Linked DNA regions of Homo sapiens: region 1 is linked to region 2. The links are chromatin loops, found by intact Hi-C in ENCODE. Cell type or tissue: B cell. All regions are shown on one strand.

What was found. Hi-C counts contacts between places; a loop is a spot of excess contacts. Peaks named below come from ENCODE experiments on the same cell type or tissue, not always from the same donor. Only the 100,000 strongest peaks of a DNase experiment are listed, where the experiment ranks them.
Region 1: it touches region 2 in a loop (9-fold over the local background); 90 of 110 quality-filtered maps call a loop at or near these places.

What each region holds. Positions count from the first base shown.
Region 1 is chr16:84,621,208-84,623,707 of GRCh38, reverse strand. No RefSeq gene overlaps it. Among named protein-coding and RNA genes, the nearest start is that of COTL1, 4.4 kb to the right of the region's middle. In B cell, CTCF peaks have their summits at 805, 1,107 and 1,311; DNase peaks (open chromatin) are centred at 737 and 1,397.
Region 2 is chr16:84,737,265-84,739,764 of GRCh38, reverse strand. All of the region lies in intron 2 of USP10 (ubiquitin specific peptidase 10), which reads right to left. Among named protein-coding and RNA genes, the nearest start is that of USP10, 39 kb to the right of the region's middle. RefSeq lists a silencer at 1-62 and enhancers at 1,024-1,073, 2,403-2,500. In B cell, CTCF peaks have their summits at 917 and 1,116 (motif pointing right); DNase peaks (open chromatin) are centred at 1,134 and 2,066; H3K27ac peaks cover 412 bases.

The sequences.
Region 1 (2,500 bases), 120 kb after region 2:
GTGATTAGTGAGTACTACGGAAAACAAAAAATGGTTATGGGATAGTGGCTGGAGGAGGGTTACAGAGGGGGACTTTTAAACTTTGGGATGCTGGGGAAAGCCCCTCTGAGGGAGGGGGTAACATTTGAGGTCAGAATGAGAAGTTAGCCATTCAGATTTTGGGATGGGGTGTGCCAAGCAGAGGGGTAGAATTTGCTTGAAGATGAAACTGATACACAAAGGAGGGCAAAGTAGAGACATGCAGAGCTACAGAGCCAGGAGTAAACCATGCCTGAATTCCACCTTCATCTGGACTCTTGTCAGCAGGTCTTTACTTTTTTTTTTTCCATTGTTCAAGCCCATTTGAATTGAGTTTTCTGTTGCTGACAACCAACAGTGTCCACAGTGAAGTAAATGCTTGTCACCCATAATAGACTTTAAGCCCTGAGAGGACTGGGAGATATTAGTCTAGTTCACATTTGCACACAAATAGCTCTTGTGTGCATTTTTATCACCAAAATGTAGGAATAAGAGATTTCTCAGAGACATCCAGATTTTTTGCTTTGCTGAAACAACCAGAAGCTTGGCATTGTGCATAGCAACTATGGCAGAGCTGAGAACCAGTGACTCTCTTTGGATGAGGAAGCTGCTCTGAGCATGAAACTTTCACCTGGAGGAAGACAGAACAGAGAGGATCACCTTTTCCAGAACAAATTTTCTTACATGGTCTGTGCTTGGTTCATTTACATTCCATGCCTGCCCCCTACAGGCAAGTAAGTTTGTGACCCCGCCTTGGACACGAAATAGGCTCAGTGCCAGGAAAGAATGAATGAATGGATGGATTAATTTATAGCAATTCCCAATTCCTTTTTTTTTTTTTTTTTGAGACAGAGTCTTGCTCTGTCGCCCAGGCTGGAGTGCAGTGGCCTGATCATAGCTCACTGAAGCCTTGATCTTTTTTGGTTCAAGCAATTTTCCCACCTCAGCCTCTCGCGAGTTGGGATTACAGGCACCTGCCACCATTCCTGACTAGCTTTTATTTTTATTTTTATTTAGAGACAGGGCTTTGCCATGTTGACCAGCCTGGTCTCCAAATTTTCGGCTGAAGCAACCCTTCTGCTTCGGCCTTCCCAATTGTTGGGATTACTGCGCCTGGCCTACTTCCCCAGTTCTTAACACAGTGCATAGCACATAGTTAAGTGTCAAATACTTTGATTTCTCTTAAAGAAACATGAATTGAATTAGATTGTTTTATATCACATGGATTGCAATTTAAACAAATATTTACACAGAATATTTATTTCTGATATGAGGTTTATTTTTCTCCTTTAGCTGGGCAAATGGACAGCAAGGTGCTCAAAATCAGGGTTCTCTTTCAAACCAATCCCTTACACTTTCGGTCCAGTAGAGGGCGATCGCAACAATGACTAGAAAGAGAACAGCAATGAAAGGAGGACTGAAGTGGGGCTTCCCAGTTCCCTACACATTCATAGGATTCCTCCAGGAACGCTGAACCATGGAGACTGAGGATTGAATTCAGTATGGCAGCCACGTTTCTGGGTGGTAGTTTAGCATTCTGAACAGATAATACATTCACGTGGTCGAGAACTAAACTAAAACAAGAAGGTATGTAGTAACACCCACCACCCTCCTACCCCAATCCCTAACCCTTTTTGCCTGACTTTCTGCTTCACCTCCACCACAGGTACTGTTAGTTTTCTCTTGTGTTCTCTACCAGAAGTTTCAATGCCAATGCCAATATAAACAAATGCAGGCTGGGCGTGGTGGCTCACGCCTGTAATCCCAGCACTTTGAGAGGCCAAGGCGGGCGGATCACCTGAGATGAGGAGTTCGACACCAGCCTGACCAACGTGGTGAAACCCTGTCTCTATTAAAAATACAAAAATTAGCCGGGCGTGGTGACGTGCACTGTAGTCCCAGTTACTCAGGAGGCTGAAGCAGGAGAATCACTTGAACCCGCGAGGCAGAGATTGCAGTGAGCCGAGATCGCGCCACTGCACTCCAGCCTGAGTGACAGAGCGAGACTCCCTCTGAAAAAAACAAAACAAATACAATATTAACACCCACCCCATTTTACCCAAAAGGTAGTGTTGTTCTGAACACACTATTCAGTAGCTAGCTTTGCGTATTCATGATCTATCTTGTAGAATGTTCCATACCAGCATCTAGAGAGGGTCCTCATCCTTTCTTTCTTTTACAGCTTCATAGTCGTGCATGGTTCACCAGCGTTATTACCTATTCATCTAGCCCCTCACTGATGGGGACTCAGGTTAGCCCTCACCTTCTGCCTTAAAAGTAAAGCTCAATGAATAACCCTGGATATATTTTGCACACATACAAGTGTATCTATTATCTATAGCAGTGACTTTCAGCCCCAGTCGAACGTAAGCATCACTCAGGGGGCTTTACAAAAATCCCCATACGGGTGGCACACAACTCTAATCCCAGCACTTTGGAAGGCCAAGGCGGGCAGATCACTTGAGCTCAGGAGTTCCAGACC
Region 2 (2,500 bases):
ACAGCTAGAAGTCACATTCCTTGTTTGGCAGACAGAAAGCAGAATGGGAACTGTCTGACTTCTTTGTAAAAAGCTGAAAGGTTATCTCAAAAATAACTTAAATTTTTCTTCTTCCTAGCTATTCCATAACATTTATTTAAGAGTTGGAAATGCTTCCAATGGACACATTGGGTGTAAGAAAGTTTAGGAAGGGGCAGGGCATGGTGGCTCATGCCTGTAATCCCAGCAATGAGGGAGGCTGAGGTGGGTGAATCACTTGAGGTCAGGAGTTCTAGACCAGTCTGGCCAACATGGTGAAACCCCATCTCTACTAAAAATACAAAAAATCAGCTGGGCGTGGTGGCAGGCACCTGTAATCCCAGCTACTTGGGAGGCTAAGGCAGGAGAATCGTTTGAACCTGGGGGATGGAGGTTGCAGTGAGCCGAGATCGCGCCACTGCACTCCAGCCTGGGCAATAGAGCAAGACTTTGTCTCAAAAACCAAAACAAAACAAAACAAAAAAAAAACAAACCCTGTCTCTACTAAAAAATACAAAAAATTAGCCGGGCATGGTGGTGGGTGCCTGTAGTCCCAGCTACTCAGGAGGCTGAGGCAGGAGAATGGCGTGAACCCGGGAGGCGGAGCTTGCAGTGAGCCGAGATAGTGCCACTGCACTCCAGCCTGGGCAACAGCACAAGACTCTGTCTCAAAAAAAAAAAAAAGGTTTAGGAAGAAAAGGGGTAAGGTAAGCAGAGAGATAAACTGCTACCTGAGGGCAGAACAAAAGAACAAAAAGACATTCTGGTGCAGCACTTCCCAAAGTCTGTTCACTGCAGTACAAAGGCCAGTGCAGGAACGGCCCTAGGGCCGCAAAGTTCAGAGGCTCCTAGGTAAGTCTCATGCCCAATACTGTATGAGAGCTGCTGCTTGATTGGCTTCCTCAGCTGAGTTCTCCAATGAGATCTCAGCACACCAATTCAATAATCACAGCAATAAAAGCTTCTCTCTGCTAGTAACGCAGTAAGTTCTCTTCCCAGAGAATTATGACAAACAGGAAAACACAGGGCAATTCAAAAGAAGCCAACACCTTCAGGAGTTGACAGCTGCACTTATCTCCACCACCAGGGGGCAACCTAGTACGCATCACGTTGACACCCAGAAGAAAGCATTCTGTATGCTGAGATGGGCTACACTAGCCTTGGCACCCGCAAGGCAAAGACCATTCCACACACCAGCATTGATGCTGGCAGGCACCTGGAGCAGAGAGGTGGGTCTATAAGGGCAGTGGACACAGCGGCCATGTGTGTCTCAGGAAGCCTCCATCTCGTTCAAAACCCTCTGTGGTCAAAGAAGACAGTTTAGAAACTGATACATAGAATGCCCTCTTTTTCTGTTAATGACACTAGGATGCCCCCTGGTGACAGAAAGCTGTGTTATTTTGAGGCATGAAAAGTGTTTTGAATCACTCTATTTTTACACAAAATTTATTGTAACATCAAGAAATCATCTTTTTCTGAGTCAAAACAGTTTCATCACTATTATATCAATGTTCTCTTCACACTTCCCAGTATTCTGTTCTGCTCGGGGAAGAGAGAATGCTGAAGGAAACCTCCAGACCCGAGAGACTGCAGCAGGCTGGGAAGACGCACAATTCAGAGAAGGGACCTCTTCACCCATCCACTTCACAAGGCAGAGAGCTGTTAGAACCCTGCTCACCATCTTCCGGCTGTCCCCTTCCTCAACATTCAACCACGGGGTGTGAACACTCACTCAACTCCCAGCCACTCCCACAACATGCAGAAGAAAACCCCAGCAATCGGGAAAAATACACAGATGACGCTGAGGACAAGCCAAGTGGAGAGGCGGGGCCGGTAATGCCAGGTGGCGCTGACTGAGGGTGGAGAGGCTGGAAAGGCTGGACCAGTGACACCAGGTGGCACTGACTGGGCACTCAGGGTGTGCCAGGCACACATCCTGCTCCTCAACAACTCTGGGGAGGAGGTCCTGTTACTGTGGCCCTCTGACAGATGAGGAAGCCAGGCGACACTGCCAGCTTCAGATGAGGAAGCCAGGTGACAGTGCCAGCAGGTGACACTGCCAGTAAGAGGCACAGCAGGGATCTGGTGAGACGACCACCAGCAAACTCCCAGATGACACTGCCACCTTCAGTAAGCATGCTCAACACACTTACTTTGATTTGCTAAGCTGATAAAAGAGCGCACCTGCAGGAATGCCAGATGGGTTGTGGCACTGTGGAAATGTGTGTGTTTTATTCCACAGGCACACAGCACCTTTCATTCAGCAAACCTCCCTCACACATCAGATGCACTTAGTCTGTGGTAACTGGGTATCTAAATACACAACAGAATAAAAGTGCCAGGATGGTTCGAAGTTCACTCATTAACTATATAACTATTTGTAAGAATACAAAGTTCAAAAATCAAAGCAAAGACATAAAATTCCCTAGACAAATGCAAAGTGAGCAAGGGAAAAAACTGTCATCTATTAATAGTTATGCTA